2 separate regions of the Homo sapiens genome follow, and region 2 is linked to region 1. Evidence: read pairs that join two places in POLR2A ChIA-PET (ENCODE). Cell type or tissue: PC-3. All regions are shown on one strand.

Region 1 (8,000 bases):
AGAAGGAATAAAGAAAAAGGAACAGTGGGACAAGGCAATAACAAACATTATTTTTGTTGCCTTTCTCAAATGATTTAATCTTAACCAATCATTTGAGAAAGGCAGTGAAAATAATTTTGGTTTATTGATTAACCCCAAGAGTTGGTTCTTTTTCTTTTTCAAAGGGAAAAAATGAAAAAAAAAAGTTTCCCAATACTCAGACGTAGTAACTTTTCAATTTGCCCAGTGGATCAGTACAGGGATAATTCAAACACTCCTTGGACATCTCTGGAGTATGCTTTCAGCATCACCTCCCCTTCACCTCCTCCACTATTATGTACCCATTCTCACCTTTTATACTTATTTCCTCCCAGCCACCCATCTCAACAGTTACTATTCATTGTAAATATTTACTGTTCCTTACCGTTAACAATAACTATTGTTATTATATGAATAACTGCCATTATTATCAGTAATAAACATTGCCACGAATTACTTATCTGTGGGAAGCAGGCAAATGGCAGGCCAATGGCAGTGGACATCAAAAGACTTAAAACAGCCCATTTCCTCCAAGCACATCCAATTCGCTCACCTATGCTGGATACCCTTCCTGCATAAGTTACCTTTCAGCCTATAACAGCCACAATAAATTAACAAGCAGTGCTGTTGCTGGGGCCCTGGATGATACAATGTACAGCTGGGTGTAGCTGGGTAACTGCACTGCTAGCTCAAAGATCAACTTAAACCACTGGTGCACACTTCAGAAATAATGTCACGTGCTGCAAAACAACGTTCAGTCAATGATGCTGGTCCCATAAGATGATGTATATATAAGATGTGTATCTATTTTTAGATACACAAATACTATTGTGTTACAAATGCCTACAGTATTCAGTACAGTAGCATGCAGTACAGGTTGGTAGCCTAGGGGTAAATTGGCTATGCCATATATCCTAGGTGTGTAGTGGTAGGCTATTTCATTTAGGTTTGGGGAAGTACATTCTATGATGTTTGCACAAGGATGAAATCACCTAAGGACACACTTCTGAGAAGGTATCCCCATCATCAAGTGATGCTTCACTGTTACAGAACTATGTCCTTCGTATAATCCTGTATCAGGTTGTGATCAAGAAAATGAAAGAGGATGGTTATCCAGTATGAGGCTGGGTGTGTTGGCTCATGCCTGTAGTTACAGCATTTTGGGAGGCCGAGGTTGGCAGATCACTTAAGGCCAGGAGTTCTAGACCAGCCTGGCCAACATGGCAAAACCCCATCTCTACTAAACAAAAATTAGTCGGTCGTGGCAGCGCACGTGCCTGTAATCCCAGCTACTTGGGAGGCTGAGTCATGAGAATCACTTGAACCTGGGAGGCAGAGGTTGTAGTGAGCCAAGATCGTGCCACTGCACTCCAGCCTGGGCGACAGAGCAAGATTCTGTCTCAAAAAAAAAAAAAAAAAAAGAAAAGAAAAAAAAGAAAATAAATCCAGTATGGTATCTACTTGGTATGAATTAGAATAAGCTCTGTGGAGAGGAAAAAGATTGTTGTGTTGTTGCATAGGTGGTAATGTGGGGAGACTCCTGGGGGAAATGTAAGAAATGTGGAGGGTTAGGCAGGGGCTAGTTTCAGTGGCAGGAGACAGCTGGTGGGAACCAGGGTACAAAGGCCAGCCCCAAGGACAGAGTGACAGGGCAGGTTCCCTCAGGCGGGTGGAGGGCACAAGGCAGGTGAAGTGATGGCCTGGTACTGCCCAGGCAGTGGTCATCTCTGGGCCTCAGAAATCATGGAACCCTACTCCTTCATAGATGAGAAAACCAAAGCCCATTCAAGGTAAGTGACTTGCCCACAGAGGGCAGTGGACGAGGAGGGGCTGAACTTCCATCCTCTGATTTCCCGATTGCTATTCTTTCCACATGGCCCTGAGATCCTGGCTCCAAGTTCTCACTTTCTGTTTCGGTGGAAGCATTTGTGTACAGTAATTTCAATGTTGCATTTCTTTTAACTTTCAAGAAAATAATGAATAGTATTTACTTCTGCTGATTGTTGCTTGGAATTTGGAGGCAAATGAGATTGACGGCATGATCTCAACTGGAATCTCAGACTTTCCAATCACACACCAGGAAGATAGAAGTGTTCGGTAGCCATCAAGAACACTATCAGAATGATGAATTGTTTTGAGGGTGACCAGGACTAGGATCGGACCTCTTCAAGGCTGAATTACGCCTTGATAAAGTTGTGTAACTAAATGCAGTAAAATGAACAGAGATTCCATATGCTGAACAGGACTTGCAGAAGACTGGCTCTTTGAGGTACTTACATTATTTTGCCACAAGATATAAAACAAGAGTAATCAGGATAAAAGCAGGGCAATAATGAAGAGACGCCCACAAAGAAGAGTCCAAGTCCCTTGTATTAGTTTCCTAGGGCTGCCAAAACAAAGTACCACAAACTAGGTGGCTTAAAACAATGGACATTCATTATCTCACAGCTCTAAGGCTGGATGTCTGATATCAAGGAGTCAGCAGGGCCACACTCCCTCAGATGGTTCTAGAAAACTATGTTTCATTGCCTCTTTCAGCTCCTGGTGGCCCCAGGTGTTCCTTGGCTCATGGCAACATCACTCCAGTCTCTGCTCACCTTGGCCTTCATGTGGTTTTTCTGAGTCCCATCCTCTTCTTACAAGGACACCAGTCCACCCTAATTCTGGGATGATTTCATCATGAAATCTTATATAGTTTGGATATGTGTCCTTGCCCAAATCTCATGTTGAAGTACTAAAAATTCCCAATGTAAGAGGTAGGACCTGGTGGGAGGTGATTGGACCATGGGGGTGGATTTCTCATGAATGGAATGCCCACAAAGTGGGCATTAGTGGTTTAGCACCACCCGCTTGGTGCTGTTCTCCTGATAGTGAGTGAGTTCTCACAAGATCTGGTTGTTTAAAGTGTGTAGCACCTCCCCACCATTGCTCTCTCTTGTTTCTGCCCAGGCCATGTGACATGCTTGCTCCCCTTCCGCCTTCTGCCATGATTGTAAGTTTCCTGAGGCCTCCCCAAAAGCCAAGCAGGTGCCAGCACCATTCTTCCAGTGTAGCCTGTAGAACCAAGTGCCAATTAAACTTATTTTCTTTATAAATTTCCCGGTCACAGGTATTTCTTTGTAGCAAGGCGAGAATGGACCAATACAAAATTCTGAACTAATTACGTCTGCAAAAACTCTACTTCCAAATAAGGTCATATTCTGAGGTTGTAGGTGGAAATTACTTTTGGGAGGACACTATTCAATTCACTGTTTCATTGCAACACCTCCAGAAACAACTTGGATACTGGACCAGGCAAGACAGTTCCTTTGATGTTGTTCATGAAAGTTAACAGAGTCCTTAAAGGACTGGGTTGACTCAGGAAGTGGTAAATAGTACCTATGTCAGAAGCCACAGCATAATGTGTGCCTTTTGATTACTGTGGTTTGAGTGAGTGTTGCAAAGAGCCGCAGACCACAGTGGCTTGTTGAGGCTGCCGATGATCTTGAGGTCAGTGTCCTACAGTCACAAAACCCCTGACTCCTACCCACTAGATGACTACCACTCAGAAAAATCATCCTTTCCATGGGATTTTGCTATTATTGGATTTTTGTTTGTTTGTTCATTTTTAGTGTTTTAAGAAAGAAATGTATGTGAAAAGGAATATTAACTACTTGGTAATTTATATATGGAATATGCTGATAGCAGGACTTAGCTTTATTTGTTTGCTAATATTTAAATTTAAAAGACCTGAATTTATTTTATTTTTTATATTTTATTTTATTTTATTTTAAGTTTCAGGATACACGTGCAGAATGTGCAGGTTTGTTACATAGGTAAACCGTATGCCACGGTGGTTTGCTGCACCTATCAACCCATCACCTAGGTGATAAGCCCTGCATGCATTAGCTATTTATCCTGATGCTCTCCCTCCCCCAGCACTCCTCACAGGCCCCGGTGTGTGTTGTTCCCCTCCCTGTGTCCATGTGTTCTCATTGTTCAGCTCCCACTTAAGAGTGAGAACATGTGGGCCAGGTGCGGTGGCTCACGCCTGTAATCCCAGCACTTTGGGAGGCCAAGGCGGGCAGATCACAAGGTCAGGAGATGGAGACCACCCTGGCTAACACGGTGAAACCCTGTCTCTACTAAAAATATAAAAAAAAAAATGAGCCGGGCGTGGTGGCGGGCGCCTGTAGTCCTAGCTACTTGGGAGGCTGAGGCAGGAGAATGGTGAGAACCCGGAAGGCGGAGGTTGCAGTGAGCCGAGATTGTGCCACTGCACTCCAGCCTGGGTGAAAGAGCGAGACTCCATCTCAGAAAAAAAAAAAAAAAAAGAGTGGGAACATGTGGTATTTGGTTTTCTGTTCTTGTGTTAGTTTGCTGAGGATAATGGCCTCCAGCTTCATCCATGTCCCTGCAAAAGGACATGATCCCATTCCTTTTTATGGCTGCATAGTACTCCATGGTGTATATTACCACATTTTTAAAAAGATCTAAATTTATATTGAATTATAAATATTTTATATAACATAGATGGCAACCTACTTATGACTACTGATTGAATTAATATGGTTTTTACTAAAAGTATTTAAGGTATTTATTCATAGAAAGGCATTTACTTGGATATCAAATTTCTTTTCTGATTCACCTTTTATCCTTGAGTAAGGAGAATGTGATGTGATATATACATATGCATACATGTATATTAATTAACCAACAACTCTTATAAGTCTCAGTTTAAAGGACCTTCCTATAGGAAGCCCTGCCTGACACCATTATTAGATCAGGTGTCTTATCCTATGCTTCTAAAGAAACTGTTTTCCTCAATTCTGGCATTTACATTTTAATGCAATCACTTACTTGTCTATATTTCTCTGAAGACTAAATGAAGAAAGGGCCCTTGTTTTCTTGTTCACCCTGAAGCCTAGAACAGCTCCCCATATGTATAAAAGGATGACACTGAATGAATGAGTGAGCAAAAATCACTCGAAGGATTATTTAGAAATTACACTGAGTCGGGATATAGTTAAATGTTTTGAAAACTCAAAATGGATGCATGGGGTATTGAGGTAATCCTATTTTGTTAAATCTGATCACTTCAAATACCTCATTCCCTACATTATGGGCTGCATGTGATATTCTACTTTGCACTTAAAATTGATAAGCTAATTTTAAAAATAATAAGTTGAGCATTTAGTAGATAATTTATAGACATTCTGCAACATAGATGGGTTCGTTGGAAAGGGAGAGGGATGCTGGGCTGGAAGACTATGGGTAGTTACGCCTTACATATGAAAATGGTCTTTGTTGGAACAAGGGAGAGGATTTCTCAGGGCAAGTGCTCCCTAGAGCAGCCAAGACGGGAGGCAGAGGTCTCAGAAGAGTGAGCTCCTCTGCTGGATAAATTTAAATGTCTTTAGTCTTTATTAAGTACCCATTGACAGCTCTGCCTTATGGTCAAGTTACGGAAAGCACAAGAGAAGACCTCGTCCGGGCTCTCAACATTCTCAGTAGAGGCTTTCAGCTCTCACCCTTCTGCAAAAGTTTTCCTTCATTGGACACAGACTCCTAAACATGTTGGAGAGGAGGAACCACTGCATGTGGCTGAGAAAACATTCTTTTCCACCATAGATGCCAAGCCCATGGATCCTGCTTGGTATTCTATAAGTCTTTGAGGGTATGGTAGATGTGATGAGTTGAATTGTGTTGCCCAAAAGAAATATGTTGACATCCTAACTTCTAGTACCTCAGAATGGGATCTCATTCAGAAATAAGGTCTTTAAAGAGATGAGCAAGTTACAATGAGGTCATCAGGGTGGGCCGAAATGCAGTATGACTGGTGTCCTCATAAAAAGGGAAATCTGAACACAGACAGACATGCAGAGTCTTCTGGAAGACTATGTGAAGGCAAACAGGAAGAATGCCATGTGAAGATCAGGGAGAGATCAGGGTGTTGTGTCTACAAGCCAAGGGGTGCCTAAGATTGCCAGCACCACCAGAAGCACGAAGAGGCACAGAATGGATTCTCCCTCACAGCCTTCAGAAAGAACCCACCCTGCTGACACCTTGATTTCAGACTTCCAGGCTCCAGGACTGTGAGGCAATAAAGTTGCATTATTTTAAGCCACCCAGTTTGTGGCACTTTGCCATGGCAGCCTTGAGAAGCTAATAGAGTAGGTGTCTGTTGCTTGCTTGTATCTTTCCTCAACAATGAGCACAATGTTTATTGAAAAGAAAAATGAATGCTCTAAGAGCTGCTGGAGTCTCCTGAAAGTGAAGATGAGGGGACTGATGTTGAGCAAAAAAACCAAAACAAAAGAAAACCCTGCAAAGTTGGTAAGGAGGAAATTTAAATACGGTTGATAATGTAAACAAATGCTTTAACTAGGAGCACATAGCTGCCAAAATATCCCACGTCATCAAAATGCAAATGTAGCTGTATGGAATGGAACTTTGGACTATGCAGCCGAGAAGAAGCGGGGTGAAAAGTATACATGGTATACATGTTGAAATCAAGAAGTATAAACAAAGCTTCCCCACAAGTCTGTACAGGACTAAGTATGCCTTTTCTCTGTGTTGTGGGTAGAGCTGGCATTTGCTTGAACAGTGGATAGTGATTGAAGTATCCATTTTGGTGGTGCAAAGTGTAATGCAGCGATTGCTACCCTCAAAAAACAGACCCAATTTCGTATAGATAATATTTATAGTCAATAAAAATTGTCCTTTCAGCAAAGAGTAGCCTTAGTTGCATTTAAGACCATCATCACAAGTTCTAGATAAAACACTATGCCATACTTTCATTCCCTATGCTGTAAGAAGCAAACAGAAACAAAATCACCTCCAGAGCAAAATGAAATTGTACTAATATGAAATTCTGAGTTTGAATGAGGGTCTGTGTCTCATAGATGACAACAAAGATAAGAAAGGAGGGCTCCTTTTAGACATCAGAGGCCTGTGTTCATCAGGAACCTGATGCTGAATCATTGGAGGGTAAATGAACCTTCCAAGGTTCAGTGTTTAGAATGTTGTAGACCAGCAGTCTCATCATGATCTATAGGAAGTCAGCCCGAGATATTGCAAACAAACTGGAACATATACTGGAAATACTGGGAGAGAGAAGGCACCTAGCAGTTTTCTGGGGAGGTGGTTTTCTGGAGAGGAAAGAAGACACAGAGGAAATGTGATGGTTGAATTCAATGATCTGAACAGCTTGTCCAGCATGACTTCATTGGCTTAGAATGAGGACTAACAGTGAGTGAAAATTGAAGGATCAAGGCTCAGCTCATTTTATCAAAGAACTTTTTAATAGTTGAAATCTGCAGTGACAGGACATCCTGCCTGCCTGGGTGCAGGGTAGTGAGTATCCTGTGATGAGAGGTGCTCACACAGCAGACAGGTCATTACTTGGAAGTGATGCTGCAGAGGACAATCAAGAGAGTGGCAGCTGGGTGGGGTGACTTTTAAGGTCCTGTCAACTCTGAGTTTCTACATCAAAAGGAATTCTGAAAGATAAAGCAGTATTTAATTTTAATGTCTCTGACTAGCATACTTTCTTTCTATAGTTCTTTTGTTCTCCTTTTTTTTTTTTTTTTTTTTTTTTTTTGAGACAGAGTCTTGCTCTGTTGCCCGGGCTGGAGTTGCAGTGGTGCGATCATAGCTCACTGCAGCCCCAAACTCCTGGGCTCAAGTGATCCTCCTGCCTCAGCTTCCCAAGCAGCTAGGCATTACCAAGCCTGGCTATTTTTTGAAATTTTTTTGTAGAGATGGGGTCTCTCCTGGCTGCTCTCAAATTCCTGGCCTCAAGTGACCCTTCTGCCTCAACCTCCCAAAGCTCTGGGATTACAGGCATGACCCATTGCCCTTGGCCTTGTTCTCCAATTTTATATGTAATTGATAGACCTTGGAATTGATTAAAGTGATTTAATTCATGTTTCTCATATCAAATTTTGTGTTATGTCATAAACTGTAGACTAAGAAAATGTAAAAATGCTGTCAGAACATCA
Region 2 (8,000 bases), 1.5 Mb after region 1:
TCAGCCTGCCCTGTCTAGATGGGGTTTTCCCCGGTGTTACCTCCCTTCTCCACAACTAATGTGTTTCTTCCTCCTGGTTTCCTAATAAAATGCACCTACCCTCAATCTGTTCGTGCTCTGCCATCAGTTACCCAGACCTAAACTAACATGTTCATTTAAAATTCGTACTTGATGTGCTATGTGTTCTACACATGGCAGACACCCCCTCTGATATTTCTGGAAGCTCCTGGAGGGCCAGAGCCAACTCCATGCCCTTCACTTTGCACAGTGCCAACCTCGGTGCCATGCAAAACCAGCTGTTGTGAAAATGGATACAATGGGACAACAGGTAACATTCATAGAAATGGGTTGGGAAGGAAAAGAGCCTGGCGAACTTTAAAGCATTCTTGTCACATAGTGCCATAATTTTCTAACCTTTATGAAAATTTTCCTTAAGAAACGCCTTGCAAATACTAAACAAAAATGTCCACACATTTATGAATAAACCTAACATTTATTCATGAATGTAAGTAACTTTTTTTTTTCTTTTTCCAGAGACAGGGACTCACTCTGTCACCCAGGCTAGAGTGCAGATCCCAGTTCACCACAGTCTCCAACTCCTGTGCTCAAGCAATCCTCCCCTGCTTCGGCCTCCCAAGTAGCTGGGATGAGTAACTTTTTGAAAAGTTTCCCTGTGTGTTGAAATTGGATTTTATTTTCTTGAATACCAGATATTTTGGCAATCAAATGATTACAGGGGCTGGTGGGTAAAGGAAGAAGCAAGAGTTATCTTAGTTGCTGTGTAAAGAGACAGAGGGCCAGTGGATTGGCCTTTTACCCACTCTCTTCCCATCATCCTTCGGGTCTCAGATTAATTTGCCATTTCTTCAAGGTCTGAATTGGACTCTATTTAGACCTCCCATTGTTCACTTTCATCGAAACCTATACTTTTCTTCTATATCACTACTACTTGTAGTGATTTGTTCAATGACTAATTTGTTTAATCTCCCACTAAACACATGATCTGGACCATGATACAGAGGCCATGGCTCACTGAACCTACAGCAACAAGGTGCCCAGTGCCAGGTTTGATACACTGTGGGCATGCAATTCATATTATTTTATTAAATGAATGAATTTAATACAGCAGGAAAAGAAATAGTTTACATTACCAACTCTAAAGACTTTATTCTTGGCCAGGCGTGGTGGCTCACGCCTGTAATCTCAGCACTTTGGGAGGCCAAGGCGGGCGGATCACCTGAGGTCAGGAGTTCGAGACCAGCCTGACCGACATGGTGAAACCCTGTCTCTACTAAAAATAACAAAAATTAGCCGGGCGTGGTGGTGAGCACCTGTAGTGCCAGGTACTCAGGAGGCTGAGGCAGAAGAATTGCTTGAACCCGGGAGGAGGGGGTTGCAGTGAGCCGAGATCACGCCACTGCACTCCAGCCTGGGTGACAGAGCAAGACTCCATCTCAAAACAAACAAACAAACAAACAAACAAAACAAACTTTATTCTTAGGATGTTAAAAAAAATACAGTAGTTCTCCCTTATCCACAAGGAATACACTCTAAGACTTCCAGTGGATGCCTAAAACCACAGATGGTACCAAACCCTACATATGCTACATTTATTCCTACACATACATATCCACGATAAAGTTTCATTTATAAATTAGGCACAGTAAGAGATTAACAATAATAAAACAGAACAATGACAACAGTATACTATAGTAAAAGTTATGTGGATGTGGTCTCCCTCTCTCTTTTTCTCTCTCTCAAAATATCTTATTGTGGCCAGGCATGGTGGCTCACTCCTGCAATCTCAGCACTTTAGGAGGCCGAGGCAGGTGGATGGCTTGAGCCTAGGAGTTCAAGACCAGCCTGGGGAACATAGGGAGACTCTGTCTCTACAAAAAATAAAAAATACAAATCAGCCAGATGTAGTGGCTCACACCTGTGGTTCCAGCTACTCGGGAGGCTGAAGTGGGAGGATAGCTTGAGCCCAGAAGTTCGAGGCTGCAGTGAGCTGTGGTCACACCACGGCATTCCAGCCTGGGCGACAACACAAGACCCTGTCTCACACAGCAACAACAACAAAAATCTTATTGTACTGAATTCACCCTTCTTCTGAGGACGTAAGATTAAAAAAAAAAAGTGTCTACATGATGAGATACCACGACAGATCTGATAACTGTGACTGACGGGCAGGCAGTGTCTACAGTGTGGATCAGCTGACCACATCCTGGGCAGGATGGGGCAGGAGGGTGAGAGAGTTCACCACACTTCTCAGAACAGCACACAATTCAAAACTTATGTATTATTATTTCTAAAATTTTCTACTTAATATTTTCAGATCTCAGTTGACCATGGGTAACTGAAACCACGAGAAGCAAAAACTGAGGCTAACAGGAGACCGCTGTAAAATATCTGCAGCCACTAAGATTGGCAGGGAGCTTTTAACTGGAGACAAAAGTTCATTCACAGAAATCAGTTCATTCATCTTCAGCCTCATCTCATTCATTAAGGACTCAACACACCAAACAATACTCTAGGCACCAGAGACATCAAAACAAAGACAACTTTCTCTTATGAAGCCTTCTCTGACTTTTTAGTCTTTCGCATCCTCTCCCCAGGAGGGTGGATTTTTCACTTATTTATGGCTTATCCGCTCCATAATTGTGCTCATTTGTCTTCCCTGCTAGGAGCTGTGCTCCTGGAGGACAGGAACTGGGCCATATTGGCTTTGGAGATGCCAGTAAGTTAGTTGATCAAATGATGCAATAAAGAAATAAACTATCTATTTCTTGTCCATCAGGCATTCTATTGGACGGAAGAAGACAGAATTCAATAAAATGGGAATAAGGTACATTTTAAATTAGGAAGTGCATAACTCTAACGGCTGGAAGTTAATAGTATCGGGGAAAACTTGACGTAGCAGGTGACATGTGAGCTAGGCCTGGATGGGTAGGTAAACGTTTGCTAGAGGAAAACAGATATGAAACACATTCCAACTCAACAAGAGGGCATAAAGAAGACAGTGAATCGTCTGGAGTTGGGAATACTGAGTGTGTGTGTCATGAAGGCGCACGCCGTCTCTCACAGTCCCAGGCAAGTCACCTCCTTGTCCAGTGCACCACAATGAGAGGCTGGGAGTTGGAAACCACATTTCCCAGACTCTTTGACACAGGGGCCTCAGCAGCCGGCCTAGCATTTGCAAAGCAGATGCACATGACTGATGATACAAGTCCTCATTTCCATGCTCCTGCGGCTTCGGCTGTTTCTGCTGCTAAGTCTGACTGTTGAGGTAACTGAAGTCTCAGTGTGCCATCCCTACTTTCATGGAGGTGGGAAGCAAGGCATGTAGTGATCATTTTGCTGGTAAGGTACACAGCTGAGGGAGTGTGGGCGTGGAGTCAAAACCTGGGTGCCAGCTTTGACTGCGGCAGAGATAACAGCTCCTTTGGCCAGCTGAGAGAGCTATGCCTGGGTGTTCAGCTTGGGCCTATTCCTAAAGGTTTTTCCAATGATCATGTAGATACCATATACTCTATTTTAAATCCCCGTCTGCTTACAATGTTGTCTGCAACTGAACGTGCCTGAGACCATCTGCTGGCCTGCTGGGATGACAAAGTGGGGTTTGTGGCAATGGCTGTGGGAGATATGGCTAGAAAAGTTAAGTCATCACTGGTGTCAAGCCAAAGACCTTAGAACTCTCAGTTAGCAATGGTTGAACATCAAAGTTGTTTTGTTGTTGTTGTTGTTGTTGTTGTTAATTTGGGAAAATAGGCAATTCGTGTTTTTGTTTGTTTGAGACAAGGTCTAGCTCTCTTGACCAGGCTGGAGTGCAGTGGTGTGATCTTGGCTCATTGCAACCCCTACCTCCTGGGCTCAAGTCATCCTCCCACCTCAACCTCCCAAGTAGTTGGGACTACAAGTGCATGCCACCATGCCCGGTTAATCTTTGTATTTTTTTTAGAGACAGGGTTTCACCATGTTGCCCAGGGTGGTCTCAAACTCCTGAGCTCAAGCAATCCTCGTGCCTCAGCCTCCCAAAGTGCTGGGATTACAGGCGCGAGCCACTGCATCCAGGCAACATGAAAGTTTCCATGCAAAATAGTCTTCTGTGTTTTAGAAAAACGTTAGAGACATAGAAAACTAAATTTTAAAAATAGACAAAATGTTTAAATCCAAGGTGAACTATAATGTTGATGAGAAAGGGATGGAAGTAAACAGTCTATCTTCTGCACAATGATTTCCCCCATGCCTACTCTTTGGCTGTATCATAACACTTTCTGCCTCTCTTAAGTGTGTTACCTAGTCCAAGACGACACCAACAGTCCAGGAGGTAGGATACTGTCACATTCTGACTCTACTTAGCCTCTGTTCTCACCAGACTCTCTGATTTCATGTTGTTGGAGAATTCTGGATGAATATTTCAGTTCCTGATTATTGCCTGCATTGTCAGACTGATTTTTTTCTACAAGTAGGGTTTGCAGAAACTGGATGGTCATGATTAAAGCCCATGAATGGAAAGTAACAATGACATAAAAAGCTTTCTCTGTATTCATTTTTTAAATGCTGAGTTTTCCCCAATTTTAGTTATATACAGTTCTGAAGTATCACATACATTCTGATAAAGAACATGTAAGATCTAACCACTATCAGTATTTAGGGAAAGAACATCAGATTACTGAAACAAGACAGCCAGTGCCTTGTTAAAGCAGATATGAAAGCAATGTCTGAGCACTTAGAGGCAAACAATAGAATCCAGTTTCATCATATTAATTAAGCAAATCCTATTTATTAAGAGATATTAAGGAGTTCTCAGAATCTCCAGGAGGGCCAGAGGATAAGTTTACCTGCCAATCAGCCAGGACTGTAACAGTGAAACACTGCTGCTGTTGCCACCTGCTGGTCATCACAGAGCATGCGCAAGTGTGGATGCCTACACTTGTGGAGCCACTGAAGCAGCTCCCAGAGCAGGTCAGTGCTGCTGGGCTTGCCAGTAGATCCAGACAACCTACTCAGCTACTGCCTAACATCCCTCAGTTTGTCATCCACATCCAATGAGTGGGTCAGGGTGGCACAGCCTAGGTCACATACCTGTACTGTAGCTGCAAGGGAGTCTGGGAAGCGAACGTTGTTAGTTCTGTGGCTGGTTAGGGGAGGAAGTCAGGTCAGATGGTGGGGAGGGGCAGTAGGGAGTGGGACAGGACTGGAGTGAGAAACTGCTGCAAGATTTCTGGACAAGTTCTTCAGTAAGAACAATTACTAATATAGGTTCCAAAGTCACCTGAGATTTGTGGTCTCTTATTTCAGTTTTGCTTCAAATCCAGAAATACAGTTATTTATTAATACATCTGAACTTCCTGAATCAGAAACTGAAGAGTGTCAGAGAACTCTTTGACTCAAATTGTATCAGTGGCCCACAAGAATTCACCCAGTAGCATTTAACAGTGTCACCTGCTAAGTCTATCAACTCAACACAGTCCAGGTTTGGTTTCTTTCCATGGACTCTCTTTCTGGAGAGCTTTAAAAAATTACAGCAGGTTTTTTTTTTTTTCAAGAGATGCACAAATTCACATTATATAAGAAAAATAATAGAAGTGAGGGTAGAACGTCCACAGGAATGATTTTTTTTTTTTTTTTTTTAGAAAAACCCAGAGCATTTCATGGGTTGTTGCAATCTCACTTCAGAAATTAACAAGTTAAATTAACTCACTCTTCCAGCTAGCCTATATAATTAAAGTTGGAAAAAAACAAAAACAAAACTAGAAATGTTTATGTTTGGCTTTAATTCTTCACTACATACTACGTTCTAATGGGGAAGACAGTAAGAAATCCAAGCACTGACATAGTAACTTCAATAGAACATTCTAGAATGCCACTGAAGGCCAGGCGCAGTAGCTCACGCCTGTAATCCCAGCACTTTAGGAGGCCAAGGCCAGCAGATCGCCTGAGGTCAGGAGTTCAAGACCAGCCTGGCCAACGTGGTGAAACCCCGTCTCTACCAAAAACACAAAAATTAGCTGGGTGTGGTGGTGCATGCCTGTAATCCCAGCTACTCGGGAGGCTGAGGCAGGAGAATCACTTGAACCGGGGAGGCGGAGGATGCAGTGAGCCAAGATCGCACCACTGCGCTCCAGCCTGGGTGACAGAGCAAGACACTGTCTCAAAAATAAATGAATAAATAAATAAATAAATAAATACATACATACATACATAATAAAATGCCACTTTAGAATAAAACACTCCACAGCTAACCATCTAATGGGAAAATATAACTTTTCTGAGCACCACTGCGTAAATAAGCCTCCTCTGAATGACACAGAAAAAAAAAAGCCTTACCATGTGTATAGTAACAACTAACAACTTCAATAGTATTTTTTTCAAAGCATAATTTAGTAGTAGAAATTTAAAAGAAAGTGAATCTTCAAAAAAAAATCTGCTCTGTCACCCAATTTTCCTTTTGATAAAGCAATGACCTTAAAAAAATGTGTTATCAAAAACAAATGGAATTTTTATGTCTCTCATAACTCAAAAATATTTACTTCTTCATAAACACCCAAATATTGTAATAAAAGCATTAAATATTAACATTCTTGTCTTTTTTTTTAAACCAGAGAAATATCTTAGATGAAGAAAGTAATTTGCTACCATCACAATACATGAATAATTTAATATGCAAGGCTGGAATGACATTTGCACAAGATTTTTTTCCCATTGTCCATGATACATCAACCCTGTGAGAAAATCAACAGAGGAGTGGGAAAATCTTGTGAAAAATTTTTACAAACAAGCACAGTGTCTGCAGGTTGCTGTCTGGTGCTAGTTTCTTCTTGCACTTCAGAAAGGATACATCTTCACACATACTTAGGCATCTCTAGCAAGGTAGCTGGAGAAAGATCTAGAACACTTACATGGGCAGTATTTCCCATTCCCTCCATTTCAGTATTCAGATAGAGTTGATTGGCAACTGTTTGTTCCATATTTATATTACTGAAATACTCTTTGTTTTAAAAATACATATTTGAGAGCCATCCCTTAAAAAGTTGATAAAGATGAAGACTAGTTGATCAAAAATTTTCCTACTCCCTCTCAACCTTTTTCACGTTTTATACTTTCCCAGCTGCCTTCAATCCTTTCTGAAACAAGGGGAATACAGGGTTTTTCCCATAACCGTTGGCATTCAGTATACAATTCATTATTGCCCAAATCCAATTGTTATGTGTTCTTTAAGGTTAGTGACAAAGAATAATAACAATAATAACATAATAAGGCAAAACAGATTGTTTTAAAAGAATAAAATATAAATCTACACAGTCTTGGCATATAAAATCATACCAAAATAAATATCAATAACTAACCAATAAAATTTCAAAATTGGACACAGTTCTCCCAACACTGAGTGCTGGAATACGCTGCCTAGTTTAATTCTTTTTTTTTTTTTTTTTTTTTTTTTTTGAGATGGAGTCCCGCTCTGTCACCAGGCTGGAGTGCAGTGGTGCGATCTTGGCTCACTGCAACCTCTGCCTCCCGGGTTCAAGCAATTCTCCTGCCCTCCACCTTCCAAGTAGCTGGGACTACAGGCATGTGCCACCACACCCAGCTAATTTTTGTATTTTTAGTAGAGATGGGGTTTCACCATGTTGGCCAGGCTGGTCTTAAACTCCTGACCTCAGGCAATCTGCCCTCCTCGGCCTCCCAAAGTGCTGAGATTACAGACGTGAGCCACTGCGCCCAGCAGTTTAATTCTTTTTACACTTGTATATAACCTTGACCAAGTTAATCTCCCTCTGCTGGTAAAAATGAGAATATTTCTCAGAAATATTTTCCAAATATTTTACCACAGATACTGCCTATGACAGAGCCTGAAAGAACAACTGATTTCTACTTTTTGTGACAAACACATGGGCTTCAACCAGATCTCTTTGGCCACTGTGTGGAGAACAGATTGTGCATGGACAAGTAAAAGTAGGAAGCTACTGTGATCAACTAGGAAAGAAATATGGTGGCTT

Evidence for each region. Peaks named below come from ENCODE experiments on the same cell type or tissue, not always from the same donor. Only the 100,000 strongest peaks of a DNase experiment are listed, where the experiment ranks them.
Region 2: POLR2A ChIA-PET joins it to region 1 with 6 read pairs; 1 of 35 experiments calls an interaction of 5 or more read pairs at or near these places.

The regions. Positions count from the first base shown.
Region 1 is chr6:137,030,633-137,038,632 of GRCh38, forward strand. The region is part of intron 1 of IL20RA (interleukin 20 receptor subunit alpha); the gene reads right to left. Among named protein-coding and RNA genes, the nearest start is that of IL20RA, 10 kb to the right of the region's middle. In PC-3, no CTCF peak of the experiment used is centred here; a DNase peak (open chromatin) is centred at 3,359; H3K27ac peaks cover 678 bases.
Region 2 is chr6:138,512,862-138,520,861 of GRCh38, forward strand. It overlaps a transcript of NHSL1 not described here. Among named protein-coding and RNA genes, the nearest start is that of NHSL1, 17 kb to the left of the region's middle. RefSeq lists an enhancer at 5,155-5,324. In PC-3, CTCF peaks have their summits at 4,899 (motif pointing left) and 7,799 (motif pointing left); a DNase peak (open chromatin) is centred at 4,890.